Linked DNA regions of Homo sapiens: region 2 is linked to region 1. The links are chromatin loops, found by intact Hi-C in ENCODE. Cell type or tissue: endothelial cell of umbilical vein. All regions are shown on one strand. Links, peaks and the distances in the headings refer to the core of each region. The heading gives the core; the rest is flanking DNA. Region 1 overlaps CHD9 (chromodomain helicase DNA binding protein 9). Region 2 overlaps CHD9 (chromodomain helicase DNA binding protein 9).

What was found. A loop is a pair of places that touch in the nucleus more often than their neighbours do. Peaks named below come from ENCODE experiments on the same cell type or tissue, not always from the same donor. Only the 100,000 strongest peaks of a DNase experiment are listed, where the experiment ranks them.
Region 2: it touches region 1 in a loop (5-fold over the local background); 2 of 110 quality-filtered maps call a loop at or near these places.

Annotation. Positions count from the first base shown.
Region 1 is chr16:53,156,252-53,165,409 of GRCh38, forward strand. CHD9 (chromodomain helicase DNA binding protein 9) reads left to right here. Exons shown (of 39, transcript NM_001308319.2): 2 at 1-1,290. Among named protein-coding and RNA genes, the nearest start is that of CHD9, 110 kb to the left of the region's middle. In endothelial cell of umbilical vein, for the core only: a CTCF peak has its summit at 3,800 (motif pointing left); a DNase peak (open chromatin) is centred at 3,810.
Region 2 is chr16:53,094,920-53,104,077 of GRCh38, forward strand. The region is part of intron 1 of CHD9 (chromodomain helicase DNA binding protein 9); the gene reads left to right. Among named protein-coding and RNA genes, the nearest start is that of CHD9, 45 kb to the left of the region's middle. RefSeq lists enhancers at 3,951-4,080, 4,039-5,238, 4,141-4,190, 4,281-4,360, 5,311-5,410 and a silencer at 4,901-5,010. In endothelial cell of umbilical vein, for the core only: no CTCF peak of the experiment used is centred there; DNase peaks (open chromatin) are centred at 4,142, 4,922 and 5,042; H3K4me3 peaks cover 583 bases; H3K27ac peaks cover 2,770 bases.

The DNA.
Region 1 (9,158 bases), core at 648-8,647:
CATGTTCAAGGTACTCCAACACATCAGAAGATGACTGATTTTGAACAGTTAAATCAATTTGATTCAATAAAATTTCACCATGTTAATCAATCTTTTGGTAGCCCAGCTGAACATGTGTTATCTCCACACTCTCAGTTTAATTGTTCTCCAATCCATCCCCAAAACCAACCCAATGGTTTGTTTCCAGATGTATCAGATGGCAGTCCAATGTGGGGCCATCAGACAGCTACTACCATTTCAAATCAAAATGGATCTCCTTTTCACCAACAAGGACATTCACACTCTATGCATCAAAATAAAAGCTTTGTGGCACACCATGACTTTGCCTTATTTCAGGCCAATGAACAACAAACACAGTGTACTTCACTACGCTCACAACAAAACAGAAATAATCTCAACCCAGGGCAGAATTCTCTTAGCCAGTCTAAAAATTTTATGAATGTTTCTGGTCCACATAGAGTCAATGTTAACCACCCACCACAGATGACTAATGCATCTAATTCACAACAGTCTATTTCAATGCAGCAATTTTCTCAAACGTCAAATCCTTCAGCACACTTCCACAAGTGTAGCAGTCATCAAGAAGGAAATTTTAATGGACCTTCCCCAAATATGACTTCTTGTTCTGTCAGTAATTCACAGCAATTTTCTTCACATTATTCCTTTTCCAGTAATCATATATCACCAAACAGTCTACTTCAGTCCTCTGCAGTTCTTGCATCTAATCATACAAATCAGACTTTATCTGATTTTACTGGAAGTAATTCCTTTTCACCTCATAGAGGAATCAAGCAAGAATCTACTCAGCATATCCTAAACCCCAATACATCATTGAATTCAAATAATTTCCAAATATTGCATTCATCACATCCTCAGGGTAATTATAGCAATTCAAAATTATCTCCTGTGCACATGAACTTCCCAGATCCTGTTGACTCAGGAACTCAAATGGGCCATTTCAATGATCATGTAGAAACTAATGGCTTTTCATCTTTAGAAGAGAATTTACTTCATCAAGTGGAATCTCAAACTGAGCCATTCACAGGACTTGACCCCGAGGACCTCCTTCAGGAGGGTCTTCTTCCTCACTTTGATGAGTCAACATTCGGACAAGATAATTCAAGTCACATTTTAGATCATGACCTTGATCGGCAGTTTACTTCGCATCTGGTAACACGGCCTTCTGATATGGCTCAGACTCAGTTGCAAAGTCAGGCTCGGAGTTGGCATTCATCATTTTCTAATCATCAGCATTTACATGACAGAAATCACCTATGTTTACAGCGACAGGTATGTAGCTCTTTGCTTTTATTTTGGAGATTTGGGGGTAGGGCGGACTGTTAGTCATTGGGTTAATTTTATATGAAACATAGTCAAGATTTCTCAAACTTGGTAATTCCATTAAGTGAACATACATATTTTGATATAGGTTTATATTGTTTTACAAGTCTTGTATTGAAAGTGATTCACTGATATGCTCAAAGCAATAGATTAGCTTCTATATTTAGAAAATTATAAGGTGTTAAGACTTCTTTTGTGATGTTTATGAATACCTTTGAGAGAAAGTTATTTTATCAAAAACAACTTAATAATCATAATTAAAAGGGAAAAACCAGACTGGGAAAATTTTATTGCAAATACAATTAACATTGAGTTAATATTCCTATAAAAAGCTTTATAAATTAGCAAACTTTTAAGACCTCAGTTGATAACTAGATAAAACATATAAGCTGAAATTCACAAAAAGGAAATTAAATTAGTAAACAAAACCAGAATAATATGCAGCTTTAATAATAAAAAATAAATTTAGAATGGTTTTATTTTTACCTATTAGAAAAACATGTTAAATGTTAATGCTTAATGCTGACAAATTTATGGTGAAATTGGTACCTACATGGCTTTGTTAATTAATGCAAATATTTTGAAAAGCAATTTGGTACTAGATTAAAGAATATAAAAATTCTCCATTTTAATAACCCAGACATAGCAGAAGTATATACCCAAAGATATTTGTCTTAATATACTTACAAGGGACAGCTGAAAAAAGCATAGCTCATTATTGTAATCACGATAGACCATAGGCACTAAAAAGATTTTGAACACTAACATTGAGAATATGTTAATGATGGAGAAAAGAGCGTAATTCAAAATTAAGATCACAGTGAAGTAAGGTTAAGAGTGTGGCCTTTGATACCAGACTACCTGGTTTAGAATTGTGGGTCCTGTTACTTAGTAGTTGGGTGACTTTGACTTAGATAATTTCCGTGCGTCTCTTTTTCCTCATCTTTAAAATGTGAAATAATAAAGGATTAATAGATTTATAACATGTAAACATGCTTAGACTATGCCTAGCATATAGTTAGAAATTAATACTTTTTTTTGTTTTTTTTTAATTTTTCTTTTGAGACAGGGTCTCACTCTGTCACCCAGTTTGAAGTGCAGTGGCACCATCAGGGCTCACTGCAGCCTCAACCTCCCTGGGCTCAGGTGATCCTCCTGCCTCAGCCTCCTGGGTAGCTGGGACTATAGGCATGTGCCACCATGCCTGGCTTTTTTTGTATTTTTTGTAAAGATGTGATCTTGCCATGTTGCCTGGGCTAATCTTGAGCTCCTGTACTCAACCAGTCCACTCTCCTCGGCCTCCCAAAGTGCTGGGATTATAGACGTGAGACACTCTGCCCAGTCTTAAGTGTTTTTATTAATTATACTTTTTTTCATAGTAGTATGAAAATATGTATATGGGCCAGTTATGTTAGCTTATGCCTGTAATCCCAGCACTTTGGGAGATTGAGGTGAGAGGATTGCTTGAGACCAGGAATTCCAGACCAGCCTGGACCATGTAACGATACTCTGTCTCTACAATAAATACATTTTTAAAAAATTAGCCAGGTATGATGGTGCACTCCTGTAGTCCCAGCTACTCAAGAGGCTGAGGTGAGCAGATAGCTCAAACCCAGGAGTTCCAGGCTGAGGTAAGCCATGATCACACCACTGCCAGTCTAGGCATTAGAATCAGACCCTCTGAGAAAAAAAGAAAATTTGTATATGAAAAAAATACCAGAAGAAAATAGGTTTAAGTAGTGCAGTTTTTCCCTTACTTTCTACAATTTTGTCGTGAACATATTACTTTTATAATAAAAAATTAATGTAATATTTTATGTTTTTAAAAATTCTCTTGTTAAATTAAGGATTCATAAAATGCTTCAATACCTTGGTTACCTGTGAGATTCTGTGGACAATGAAATATACCAAAGTTCTTGAAATTAAATATTTAGGGATCCATTTTTCATTTTAAAGCCTTGAAGTATTTGAAAAAGAAAAAATCTTTGTCTTTCCCATTGGATTGACTATAGTTCTATTTCTTTTTTCCTTTTTTGAGAAGGAGTCTCACTCTGTCTCCCAGGCTAGAGTGCACTGACACAATTTCCACTCACTGCAACCTCTGCCTCCCAGGTTCAAGTGATTCTCCTCCCTCAGCCTCCTGAGTAGCTGGGATTATAGGTGTGTGCCACTATGCCCAGCTAATTTTTGTATTTTCAGTAGAGACGGGGTTTCAGCATGTTGGCCAGGCTGATCTCTGGTCTTGAACTCCTGACCTCAGGTGATCCACCGGCCTTGACCTCCCAAAGTACTGGCATTACAGGCGTGAGCCACCATGCCCGGCCACTTTAGTTCTATTTCAGAACGATATTTCAGCATATTTTTTGAAATGTCTAGGGAGATGTAGAAACATTTAAAAGACACTTATAAACCCTCCATGTCCCCCTCTTTTTATGACATGAGTTGAGTATTGTGATTTTGCTCCCCCTACTGGAGGAAGATCAAGCATCTCAGAAGGACCCTGGGAAAACTCTCCACTGATTGAACTTAGGTGCATCTATCTACTTTGTATGTAGGTTTCTGACTAGTTTGACCAATCATTTTTGTCCAGTGTATACTTGAAATTATGAGAGCTTATTGATTTATTTTTAAACATTTTATTCTCCTAAGACTTTATCATTTTGATTCATGTCTTTTTGTTGCTTTTGTTTTGTTTTTTAATTAATGCATTTCTAAACATGTTTCCCGGGCTTTAAAAAGTAGTAAGGACTCCTTTTTATAGATTTGGAATGAATGGAGGATAATTATAAATAACTAAAGCAGTCTCTAATGCTAGCATGTAGATAGAGAGCACTCCATCTGAGAGAAGTTATTTTCAGACCTACCTTAAATCATCTTATTCTACACTGATAAATACGGTTTTAAGTCACTCACTTTTTTGTTTCAGTTTTTTTTTTCTTGTTTTGTTAACTTGTTCTTTTTTCACATGTCCAAAAACTGATAAAGGGCAGTTTGTTTGGAATTCTTTTTTGACTTACTGAAAGTCTATTCTCGGCCAGGCGCAGTGGCTCACGCCTGTAATCCCAGAACTTTGGGAGGCCGCGGTGGGTGGATCACCTGAGGTCAGGAGTTCAAGACCCGCCTGGCCAACATGGTGAAACCCCGTCTCTACTAAAAATACAAAAATTAGCTGGGCGTGGTGGCCCATGCCTGTAATCCCAGCTACTTGGGAAGCTGAGGCAGGAGAATCGCTTGAACCCGGGAGGCTGAGGTTGTGATGAGCCAAGATCACACCATTGCATTCCAGCCTGGGCAACAGAGCAAGACTCTGTCTCAAAACAAAAAAAGAAAAGAAAGTCTGTTCTCGACCAGGTGCCATGGTTTATGCCTGTAATCCCAACACTTTGAGAGGTTGAGACAAGAGGATGAGTTGAGCCTGAGAGTTTGAGGCTGCAGTGAGCTGTGATTGTGTTGCTCCACTTACCAGCCTGGGTAATAGTGAGACCCTGTCTCAAAAAAAGGAAAAGAAAAAAGAAAAAAACACTCTGTTCTCAAGTTTCCTATTACTTCTTAGTTTAAACAGTGATATTTGGGATTCGTTGATTGTGAGAGTGAAAAAGAGAGATGGATTGGTAGAGAGGATTATTATGATTATTGTATGTTGCATATCAGTTTTATATGTACTGAATTATAGGTCACACATCTTAAATATATGAAATGCAAATGATTTAATATGTGGAATTCATGACAAATTTTGACAGAGCATAGACTTTTTTACCTATATAATTTTTGCATGTTCTGTATAGTTATGGTACTACATAGCTGAAATGTTATATTAATAAGGAGTTCTTATATTATTATGATGCTTCCACAGGTTCTATGGAAAGAAATTTTTTTCTGGGTTCTTTGTTGGGCTTCTTTAACTCTCTTAATTGTAGTAATTTCATTTTAGACTAAATTAACATCACTACATGTGTATAAAAGTTAACAGATTTAAACATAATGAAGTGGCATAATTTTTTAGTTTATGAAAAATAATTTTGAGGTATGTTTTGTTAGAGCCAAAACAAGACATTCTTTAACCTACTGTTTAAAAAACCATGGATGACAATCTATTTAGAATTCTAGAACGCTTTAGTGAGAATGTTGAATATTTAAAGAATATTTCTAAGCCTTGCTTTTTTCTTTCTTTTTTGTTTTTGAGATGGTCTCACTCTGTCACCCTGGTTGGAGTGCAGTGGTAGATCTCAGCTTACTGCAACCTCTGCCTCCTGGGCTTAAGCGATCCTCCCGCCTCAGCTTCCCAAGCAGCTTGGCACCACAGGCATGCACCACCATGCCCCACTAATTTTTGTATTTTTTTGTAGAGATGGGGTTTTGCCATGTTGGCCAGCCTGGTCTCGAACTCCTGAGCTCAAGTGATCCACCTCAGCCTCCCAAAATGCTGGGATTACAGGTGTGAGCCACTGTGCCTGACCCAGCCTTGCTTTTTTAAATTTCCCAACTATAGTGGGGTGATTGTAGATATCACTTCAAATATCTCAGCGTACGCTAAACTATGTGTCAATTGTTAACAACAGTGAATATTGCTGATTTGACTCTAGAATTTTACTGCTTAGAAAAGAGAGAGGAGCCAGGACACAGTGGGAAGAGAGGCCAGAGGGAGATGAAGAATAGTAGGGTTGTTGGGAGGAGGAAGAAAAAAGAAAAAAAGTGAGAAGCTATAGCAAGTGTTTCCAAATGTAAGTATGTACAAGACTAACATAGGGAAAATACTAGCTTATTTATCATCTCTAATTTTTGGAGCAAAGGAATTTTGAGAGAATAATACTCTGAACTTTTTATTGCTCTCATAACAAATATTTTCTGCTGTCTTTATAGCAGAATCTTTAGTTTTTGTCTTATTCGTGAAGTGGAAATAACATGTGGAGCACTGTGTGATCTCTCAATGTTTGTAAATTAAGTTTAGTGTAAAAATTCTGTGTAAGTGAAACATGTTATGAGGGATGGCAGAACTGGCATTCGAAACAGGAAATAGAATTTTAAGATATACTCATACATAATGTTTTATTGCCTTTTGTATTTTGATAGATTTTGTAGTTTATTACCTTGAATTATTATTTCTTTTCCTGAAGATAGAGAAATTTACATTACTTATAAACTTAAAAAAAACTTGTAAAAGAAAGATAGGTTTGAGCAGCACATATAAGCCTTTTTTTTTTTTTTTTGGTGGGGGACAGGGTCTTTGTCACTCAGACTGGAGTGCAGTGGGGCGTGATCATGGCTCATTGCAGCCTCCATCTCCTGGACTCAAGCAGTTCTCCTGCCTGAGCCTCCCCTGTAGTGAGCCACCAAGCCTGGCTAACTTTTTTTATTTTTTGTGGAGACAAGGTCTCACTTTGTTGCCCAGGCTGGACTCAAACTTCTGGCCTCCAGCAATCCTCCCACCTCAGCCTACCAAGGTGCCTGACAAATTTAATAAATGGTTGTTATAAAAAAATGGGTATCAAAAATAATGTGAAGAATAAGTCGTTTGTAATATTATTACCAAAAGATAATCACTGTTGCTGTTGTGTTATGTAAGATTCCAGTGAGATCTCTTGTTTGTCCTTTTGCCATTTCCCATATACATATTTTTAATTTTTTATTTTTTGTTGAGACGGAGTTTCACTTTTGTTGCCCAGGCTAAAGTTCAATGATGTGATCTTGGCTCACCACAACCTCCACATCCCAGTTTCAAGCAATTCTCCTGCCTCAGCCTCCCAAATAGCTGGGATTACAGGAATGCGCCACCACGCCCGGCTAATTTTGTATTTTTAGTAGAGACAAGGTTTCTCCATGTTCGTCAGGCTGGTCTTGAACTACCGACCTCAGGTGATCTGCCTGCCTCGGCCTCCCAAAGTGCTGGGATTACAGGCGTGAGCCACTGTGCCTGGCCAATATTTTTGAATTTTAAAGAAACAAAATTGAGATCATATAGTTCACACTTTCTGGCAAATTGCTTTTTAACCTTCCAATGAATATGATGCATACATTTTCCATGGCATTAAGTATTTTTCTAAAAATGATTTTGAGTGGCTGAATAATTTGTAATGGTTTAGCAACCATTGTAATGTTGCTAAAGTTCCATATAAAAGTAAGGTTATTACTGAGATCTGGAAAAATCTGAATCAAGGTGATTAAAATATCTTCATATTTTTATCGCATATATTACTGTAATAATTGAATTTAAAGTAGAAGCATAGTAATAAAAAATTAGAATAGGTAAGACATATAGCATTTACATTGTGCCAAGCACTGTTCTGAATACTTAACATATGTTATCACATTGATCCATCACAACCATCCTTTTATTTGGATATGATTTTTTTCCTTCAATCTGCATGGTTGGAAACTGAGATACAGAGAAGTTAAGTAATAAACCCCAAGTCACACAGCCAGTAAATGGCCATACTGGATTCAAACCCTATTTGACTCCATTATTTCTGGTCTTAACAACTTTCACTTTACTTAAAAGCATATTAATACATTGTAATATTTAACAATAATGTACTAAATGATTTCTTCCCTCTTCTGCCATTGAAAAATTAAAAACTGGCTTTAGAATCTTTAAGTGGCAAAGACCATGCCTCTCATGTTTTCTGGCTATATTCACAATCGTTTATCTATTAGCAGAGGAAGAACCAATGCCAAAAGAAAACAAACAAAAAAGCTCAACTAGGCCAGGCATGGTGGCTCACATCTGTAATCCCAGCACTTTGGGAGATGGAGGCAAGAGGATCACTTGAAGTCAGGAATTCAAGACCAGCCTGAGAAACCATAGTGAGATCCTGACTGTACAAATATATATTTTTTTAATTAGCTGGGAGTGATGGTGTGCACCTGTAGTCCTAGCTACTTAGGAGGCTGAGGCAGGAGGATCACCTGAGCCCAGGAGGTTGAGGCTGCCGTGAGCCAGGATTGTGCCACTGCACTCCAGCCTGGGTGATAGAGCAAGGCCCTGTCTCAAAAAACAAAAAACAACCATAACAACAAAAAACTAAGAAGTGTTCTGTTTTTTGTTTTTTTTTTGGAGGGGGGGGTTTGTTGTTGTTGTTTTTGAGACAGAGTCTTGCTCTGTCACCCAGCCTGGAATGTAGTGGTGCAATCTCAGCTCATTGCAACCTCCACCTCCTGGGTTCGAGTGATTCTTGTGCCTCAGCCTCCCAGGTAGCTGGGATTACAGTCATGCACCACCATACCTGGCTACTTTTTTGTATTTTTAGTAGAGACGGGGTTTCTCCATGTTGCCCAGGTTGGTCTCGAACTTCTGACCTCAAGTGATCTGCCCTTCTTGGCCTCCCAAAATGCTGGGATTATAGGCATGAGCCACCACTCCCAGCCATGTTCTGACATTTTTTATAAGATTATGTGTAAGATGATAGCAACAGATGCCCTAAAGGTAAATCCAATAATTATCTTCAAATATTTTGAAGGACTTTAGAGGTCATTATTAGGCCGTGTAAGTAGAAGTCACAGAAAAGCAGACTGTCATTTAATTTAAGGAAGAAGTTTGAAATAAAGCTTTTCACTGAAAGCAGGGAGATGGAATAGCTTAGATATGTCACAGAAAGAATTTCTGTAGCAGGTGGAAAATGGACTAAATTGGAGGGTTATTTCAACTCTTAAGATTCTATGGTTGTAATTTTAGGTTTTATTATAGGATATAACATTCATATTGCCTATTTAGCTCCTGAGTGGCAATTACAAAAGGTGAAGAAAGGTAAACACATGACAAGTCCTCCACTATCCAATTATGTCAGGAAATTATTTGTTATAGATGAATAAATTTTCCAGAT
Region 2 (9,158 bases), core at 673-8,672, 61 kb before region 1:
TGAGCCACCGCGCCCGGCCTTGTTTTCCTTTTTACTGAATTTAAGTGCTTAGGGTTATTCACAATATTTGACTCATGACATTCTTTCATCTTCAGTTGGACCTTGTGCAACCTGCATCTGGTAATTTGTTATTTATCTGTTTGTGTATTTCCTTATAATACAGTCACTCCACTGCACGTTCTTCCCCTGTGTCCTCCCTTCCTATTACTTTGCCTTCCCCACCCTATTCTGAATATTGAGTTCATCATTCCTTTGCTCCTCTAAAAACTAATGCTTTTTCAAATATTTTTCTAAAAGCCATATTGTTTAGATTTGTTGTTTTTTCTTGTGTAAAGGAATATCCTGGCTAGGCGCAGTGGTTCATACCTATAATATCAGCACTTTGGGAGGGGGAGGCAGGAGGATCACTTGAAGCCAGGAGTTCAAGACCAGCCTGGGCAACACAGCAAGACCCTGTCTCTACAAAAAAATTTTTAAAATGTAGCTGGGCGTGGTGGTGTGTGCCTGTAGTCCCAGCTACTTGGGAGGCTGAGGCAGGAGGATTGCTTGAGCCCAGGAGATTGAGGCTGCAGTGAGCCATGATAGTGCCACTGCACTCCAACTTGGGCAACAGAGCAAGACCCTGTCTCTAAAAAAAAAAATTAAAATTAAAACAAAAAAGAATATCCTGCTATATGCAGCTTTCTTGGGTATACTTTTTTCTCATAATATTATGTGGCTAAAACTCACCCATAGCGTAGCATTCAGCTACGGTCCACTTGTTGTCCCTGCTCTATTGCAGTTCTCCCTAGTATGTTCCATGGGAATTTACTGAATCTCCTGTTAGTGGACATTTGGGTTGTTACCAGCTTTCCATGACTTTGAACACGCTAAGCTGATCATTTTTGTCTGTGTCTCCAGGGAAACAATGTGAATTTATCAATTTACAATCCCAGTAACAACAAACATATAAATATCCAATTGATCTGTGTTCTTTCCAACAATTTGGTATTATCAAGCTTCTTAATTTTTTCCAACTGAAAGGGTATTAAGTGACATCTCATTGTGATCTCTTCATGGTTATTGCCTTTCCAAATATGGTTTACAGTGGTCAGTTGGTGGAGCAGTGGGGGTCATCCTGCAAGGGGACTGTGAAGATTTTTTTTTTTTTTTTTTAGAGATAGGGTCTCTAAAACTCAGGCTGGATTGAGTTCAGTGGCACAATCATGGGTCACTGCAGCCTCAACTTCCTGGGCTCAAGCGATCCTCCCACCTCAGCCTCCCAAAGTGTTGAGATTACCAGCATGAGCCACTATGCCCAGCCAAGACGTAAGGATTTAATGAAGCACAGAATGCTTGCAAAGCCTTTCCCAGTTAGGACCACGTCACTGTCTTATTCAACTTTGGGTCGCCAATACCCAACACAATGCCGGGTACCTCATCATTATTAAACCAACAATATGATAATATTAGGTTGGTGCAAAAATAATTGCGATTTTTGCCATAACATTTATTGAGTGCTTGCTTATTAAGTGCCAGGTGCTATATTAACTGACACCTTTACTTTTATTATTTCATTTAATTATTCTGGAAACTCTATAAGTTAAGTTCTATACTACCCCAATTTTGTAGATGGGAAACTGAAACTAAGTGTCTCTCCCAGAATCACACAAGTAGTAAATGATAGAGCCAGGATCTGAACGCTGGCATCTGACACCTAAGTCCTTAGCTACTATATTATAGGTGCTCAATAAATTCTTGAATGAAATAACTTCACTGTGTTATTCTCTTTCATGTTGCTTATAACCAAACACTTGAAACTGGATAATTGATAAAGAAAAGAAATTTCTTCACAGTTACAGAGGCTGAGAAGTCCCAGGTCAAGGGGTCCTATCTGGTGACAGCCTTCTTGCTTGAGGGGACTCTCTGAAGAGTACTAAGGTGGTCCAAGGTGTCGCATGGTGAGGGGGCTGAGTGTGCTAACATGTTAGCTCAGGTCTTTGTTCTTCTTATAAAGCCATCAGTCCCCACCCATTATAACCCATTAATCCATGAGTGGATTAATCCACTCATGGATTAACCCATTCATTAGGGCAGAGCCCTCATGATGCAAGCACCGTTTAAAGACCACATCTCTCAATACTGCCACATTGGGGATTAAAGTTCAACATGAGTTTTAGAGGAGACAAATATTCAACCCACAGCACCTACCCATAACCAGAGATAGGGTCACATGCCATGGTACTTTTACTTTTTATCTCTTATCAAGTATATTTAAATACACTTACATTTTGATTATAAACATGGCTTAAAGAATTTAACTCAATTTATAATTGGTTATAATTTCTCAGCAATCATGCAGACTTGAGAACTCTCGCTGTGAGAGATATCTAACTCACAGATTATTCTGAAATGCCAATTCCTCCTTTATCAACAATTCCTCTAACCTCGCTCTCCCTTCCTTCCTTCCTTCCTTCCTTCCTTCCTTCCTTCCTTCCTTCCTTCCTTCTTTCTCTTTCTTTCACAGTCTTGCTCTGTCACCCAGGCTGGAGTGCCTGGGTGACGATCATAGCTCACTGCAGCCTCAAACTCCTAGGCTCAAGCAATCAGCCCCCATCAGCCTCCCAAAGCACTGGGATTACAGGCATGAGCCACCGTACCTGGTCTGTTGTGTCTATTATTGACCCACAAGGGCAGAGATATTTGTATGCTTAGTTTTGTCTGTATCTTTAGTGAATTTAGCACTTAATGTGTCCCTAGTACCTGTAACTGTGTGTGGCACAGAGAGGTAACTCAACAAATATTTATTGAATGAAGAAATAAATGCATGCTTGCAGGAATGGATGAATAAGTGAATGAATCAATGAATACTAAATTGAATAGTTAATGAAAATTGACGATATTATTTTGATTTTGTGGTTTTTAAAAATTTTGGAACCAGGCTGGGTGCGGTGGCTCACACTGTAATCCCAGCACTTTGGGAGGCCGAGATGGGTGGATGACCTTAGGTCAGGAGTTCGAGCCCAGCCTGGCCAAAATGGTGAAACCCTGTCTCTACTAAAAATACAAAAATTAGCCAGGTGTGGTGGCAGGTGCCTGTAATCCCAGCTACTCAGGAGGTTGAGGCAGGAGAATCACTTGAACCCAGGAGGTGGAGGTTGCAGTGAGCCGAGATCGTGCCATTGCACTCCAGCCTGGGGGACAAGAGCGAGACTTCGTCTCAAAAAAAAAATTGGAACCAACTGTTTTTTCAGGTTTCAGACATTTCTGTAAACCAGTAGAAAAGCTGGGAGGCAGACAGGCGTGGTGGCTTACGCCTGTAATCCCAGCACTTTGGGAGGCCGAGGCGGGTGGATCACCTGAGGTCAGGAGTTCAAGACCAGCCTGGCCAACATGGTGAAACCTCGTCTCTACTAAAAATACAAAAATAAGCTGGGCATGGTGTTGGGCATCTGTAATCCCAGCTATTTGGGAGGCTGAGGCAGGAGAATTGCTTGAACCCAGGAGGTGGAGGTTGCAGTGAGCTGATATGGCTCTGCCCCACTCCAGCCTGGGCAACAGAGTGAGACTCCGTCTCAAAAAAAAAAAAAAAAAGAAAGAAAGAAAAGCTGGGAGGCCTGAGATTTTGTGTCTATTATACCTAAGGGATGAAAGAGTCCTGACCTGGAGACCCGAAACAATGTTTGGCTGCTTTTTTCTTTGTCTCTTGTAAACCAACATCAGCAATGAGCAGGCCACCTCAAGTGTGACTCAATCAACGCGAGGCAGGAGGCATGCAAAACAAAACAGAAAACTCCTGGCAGCCTTAATATAGCGATTTTTCTAGCAATCTACATGACTATCCAGGCCCAATGCACCCCATTACATATGCAAAACATCTGACGTTTGTGTAACAAGCCCTTAACCCCTGGCTGTTATTCTTATTTCCAAACTGGGGTGCATCATTAGATAAATGCAGAAATCAAGAACCGTCGCTCCTAGTCAAGCGTCTGTGGCTCAGTTCTCAGAGCCAGGCCAAAGGAGTAATTATAGCTTTCCTCTATAGTGTACGGGGCAGGAGGCTGATTTAATAAAGGAAGCCTACTGTCTGTCTCCAGCCTGGCTCTGACTCATGGAACGAGGGAGTCCCAGAGCACTACCCACAGAGGGTGGGTGGTGAGCAGCTGAGGGTGGGAGGTGAGGGTGGCCGCTAGCAAGGCCTGGGCCCAGAGCCCTGAGAATGAGGAAACTCCCTGCTTGGCCAGGAGGAACCTGCAGCTGGAGCCAGAGGAAGTGAGGCTCAGACAGAGCAGCTGCTGTTCCAGCAACAGCAGCAACTGCCGCACCCTTGAAAGGAGGCCCCTGCCGTGTGGACCCGTAAAATAAAATGGGTTAGTAATTTTCATATTCAGAATTGATTGGGGGAAACGATCGAATTGCTTCTAATGGGGATGGCCACCTTTGTGTGCTGTACCAGGGTCTTTGGTTTCTTTTAGGGGCCTGGGTCGATGGAGTCTGGAGTGATGAGCGTTCGGTTAATTTGGTTTCTCACTTTGGCAGCTAATTAGGTCTTCACGACCACAGAGAGAGTTCTGAGCTGGGAGTGGTTTCAGCTACACCGAGGGGGACGGCCCGCTCTGGAATGGATTTGTGTTCCACCTTAGATAGGTCACCAGAGGTCATCTTATCCTTCCTTCTGCCTCCAGCTGCTTTCTCCTTCCTCCCCTGACAATCAGCCAGACAGAGGCAACCTGACCTCTTCCTCCTCCGGACTCCTCCGGGCGGGAGATTCGGCTCCACCCCTTCCCTTCCCGCTGAGTCACACACCTCCCAGTCAGGTGATCCTCCCCTGGGCCCTTCCGAGAGCACCTTGACCTATATTCCGTTCTCTCCATGACAGCAGACTCTAAGAGTCCCGGGAGAGAGCCCGCCAGGCCAGCTGGCGTGGTGCCCTGGCAGCCCCAGACTGCAGACCAGGCGCCCCGGGCAGCGGGAGGGGGTGCTCCCACCCCAGAGGCCTGGAAATGGAAAGTTAGGAGGCTGGTGGCTGTGTGCAGGGCGGGGGAGGAGGAGGTGGGGAGTTGAGTCAGCTGGGAAAGCTGACAGCCACTGGCGGCCGCGTGCTTCCTCCCCTCCCTCTCTGGGCTCCTCAGCTCCCTGCCAGGCCCTGACCAAGCAGGCTGCAGGGGATGAAGCGGTGAAGGGCAGATGCCATTGTGGCTGGGTGATACTGCAGCCCACGGGGAGAGGTGAGGAATTGTGCAAATAATGGGATAAACCTACATGACTCACCCGGAGAATGTGAGCCGAAGAAAACTTCTCCTGCCACAAGGACCGAATTCCCATTCCCAAATTATCCACAAAATGGCCCCTACTTATTTTGTCTATGGGTTCTTTGTGCAGTTGCTGCCTGTACAGTCTTTGTGTCCTCTGAATGTGAGGAGAATAGGGCTGCTATGGGAAAGGAAATTAAAAGAGAAGTGATCCTTGGGTATCACACCTGTAAAAAGCGATATTAACTGAAAATCACTGTTCCTTTTGAATTAGAAAGCACTCTGAATTTAGACTCATTCGTCTTTTTTTTTTTTTTTTTCCAAAAGACAGGGTCTTGCTCTGTTGCCCAGGCTGCTGGAGTAAAGTGGCTGATCATAGCTCAGTGAAGCCTGGGACTCCTGAGCTCAAGTGATCCTCCCGCCTCAGCCTCCCAAGTAGTTGGGACTACAGGCATGCACAACCATGCCCGACTAATTTTTTAATTTTTTTGTAGGGATGGAGTCTCACCATGTTGTCCAGGCTGGTCTTGAACTCCTGGGCTCAAGCAATCCACCCACCTTGGCCTTGGCCTTTCGAAGTGCTGGGATTACAGGCGTGAGCTGCCACCCCCAGCTTGAGTAGAATCTACCTTCACAAACACTTAGAAGCTCTATGACATTGGCAAGTCACTATAGGCCTCTGTCTCCAATCTGTAATATGGGGATTTTTAATAAAACCATCCTACTACTACATCAGATGGTGTGAACATGAAATCAGATGATGTGCATAAAACATGTTATTATATATAATTATGTGTAACTATATAATATTTTCTCTAGATGGCTATGTCACTGCCCTGTACCATCTGAAAGGGTTGTTTTACTTGTTCACTGTGCTCATGATAGAAGAGCCTGCCTCTGGGTGTGTTCACAAGTGTAAATAGAAAGCTGTAGCCTCTGGCTACATTAGGATTTACTGCATCTAACAAGCAGCCCCACATAGCTTGTTTACACATTACCGACAGATTAGGTGTACATCATCTTATTCCTTTATATCAAGAAAAGCAAGTTTATCATAAGATGGATAAAAACCTGCTGACTGGAATAAATCTTTTTTACTCCAATCTCACATTTTTTCCTTTTCTTTTTTTTTTTTTTTTTTTGAGACAGGGTCTCACTCTTTTACCCAAGCTGGAGTGCATCGGTGCAATCACAGCTCACTGCAGCCTCAAATTCCCATACTCAAGTGGTCCTCCTGCCTCAGCCTCCTGAGTAGCTGGGACCACAGGCATGTGCCACCACACTCAACTAATTTTTAAATTTTTTGTACAGATGAGATATCACTAAATTGCCCAGGCCGACAATTTTTTAATCAGGATGTAAACTTATGAAGTTACTGCCTGGTGTACAGTGGGTGCTAGATGGTAGGGTAGGTGCAAGTTAGATAAATGGAAGGAAAGAAGAAAGGAAGAAGGAAAGAAATTAGGCAACTATAGGAGCAAAGCTGGATTTACCAGGAAACCTCAGGGCTCTTCATTTGCAGGTGTCCCTTACAAGGCCTTGTACCTAATTTTTAATTCATAATAATGTATTCCTTTTCTAAGGAGAGTACCCTAGTATTGTATACACTTTAGGCCACACCATACTTGGATTTGAGCCTTTACAAGAGGTCTGTGAGAGACCCAACCCTTGTTCTTGTTTAAGATTTTTAAGCACAAGTGAAAATCAAGTGGTGTCAGGGAGTTGGGCATTTCCATGTCGTCTCCATCATGAACTCCACATCTGAAATTTGTAGAGAGATCATATGTAGGCCAGGTAAGGACAACAGTGTAAGGAATGGGTCGTAGGAAAAAAGTGGAGGTCAGGAATGTGTAGAATTGTTGGGCCGCTTCCAGTTGATTTCTGTAATCTACTCTCATACTTCAGGGCTATTAAGTTTCCAGAAGGTGTGAATCTGGGTGATGCTGGTTGCATTGTACTGGGCAATGGAGAAACAGTGGCTTGCAATCTGGAACTCTCTGCCTAGTCCTGGCTGGTCTTCACTAGGACTCACTCACTAACTAGTTGTTTGGCCTTGGTAGGAGTCACTTCACCTCTTTGGCCCTATGTTTCTCTACATTTAGGATGTTTGATAGGTGATTTCAGAGCCCCTTGTTTTAGCTTCATGAGAGTAGGGTTCAAAACTGCCTTCTTCACAACTGTATTCCCTGTGTTGAGTACAGTGTCTAATAATAATTATTATTATTATATTAATAGTAAGATTTTTTCATAGTGCTTACAGATGAGGAAACTAAAGTGCAGAGCTGTTAAATAAATGTCCTAGGTCATCCAGCTAGTAAGTGGCAGAACCTGATTCAACCCAAACAGTCTCACTCCAGAGTCTCTCTTCTGAACTGTGACACTCTATACCCACAATAAATATTTTTTTAATAGATTTAGGCCATGCATGGTGGCTCACACCTGTAATCTCAGCACTTTCAGAGGCCAGAGGTGGGAGAATCACTTGAGGCCAGTCTTCAAGACCAGCCTGGGTAACATAGCAAGACTCCATCTCTGCAAAAAAATAAAAAATTAGCCAGGCATGGTGGTGCATGCCTGTAGTCGTAGCTACTCAGGAGGCTGAGGCAGACGGATTGCTTGAGCCCAGGAGTTCAAGGCCACAGTAAGCTGTGATGGTGCCACTGAACTCCAGCCTGGGTGACAGAGTGAGACCCTGTCTCTTTCTTTTTTTGGGGGGACAGAGTCTTGCTCTGTCACTCAGGCTGGAGTGCATTGGCGCAGTCTCGGCTCACTGCAAACTCCGCCTCCCGGGTTCACGCCATTCTCCTGCCTCAGCCTCCTGAGTAGCTGGGACTACAGGCACCCGCCACCACCCCTGGCTAATTTTTTGTATTTTTAGTGGAGAAAGGGTTTCACCATGTTAGCCAGGATGGTCTCGATCTCCTGACCTCGTGATCCGCCCGCCTTGGCCTCCCAAAGTGCTGGGATTATAGGCATGAGCCACCCCACCTGGCCCTGACCCTGTCTCTTTAAAAAAAAAAAAAAAGGTAGATTTTATTTGTTTTTTTTTTCTTTTTCTTTAAAAAAGAGATGGGGTTTCATCATGTTGCCCAGGCTGGTCTCCAACTCCTGAGCTCAAGTGATCCTCCTGCCTCAGCCTCCCAAAGTGCTGGGATTACAGGTGTGAGCCACCATGCCCAGCTTAGCTTTTATTTTTAGAACACTTTTAGATTTGCAGAAGAATTGAGTAGATAGCACAGAGAGTTTGATGAATGAGCAAATCAGTGAATGGAGTATCCCTTGATGGAGACGCTGATTCTTTACCCAAGGCAGGTTAAAAGGGAACTCATCTTTGTGTGAGTTCTCTATGTGCCCAGCACTTTATATATGCTATTTACTTTATTCTTACAGCCAGCTTGTTAAATAGGGAGCGTTAACCTCATTTTGCAGTGAGCAAACTGAGGTTCTGAATGGCTAGAAGAATTGCCCTAAGTCCTCTAGCAGATGAGGGGGTAGAGCTAGAAAGTTCTTATCTATCTCATCCTAAAGATCACATTTGCTTTTTCCTCTGATTGAAAACTTCAAAGTTATCCTCAACAGGTATTTTGTTTTGTACATACCTAACATTGGTCTCTAGTGCCTTATAGTTTTTAAAATGCTTTTGTACCCCTCTTTACCTTTTGGTCATCACAACAGCACAGGAAGGTGAGTAAGGCAGCTTTTATGATTGCATTTCATAGAGGCAGCTACTCGGGCTTAAAACATTAAGCTTGTATATGAAAAGGGCTGAGGTACCTTCAGGACTGGAACACAAATATGTTGATTTCCTACTCCATGGCCTTCCCTTCTCGCCAAAGCATTCCTCTGTTATAAACGACTTCATTGCACAGGATTCTTGCTGGGCCTGCACAGGAAATACCTGGTTTGCTCTGGTCGTGGAGCTGCTCC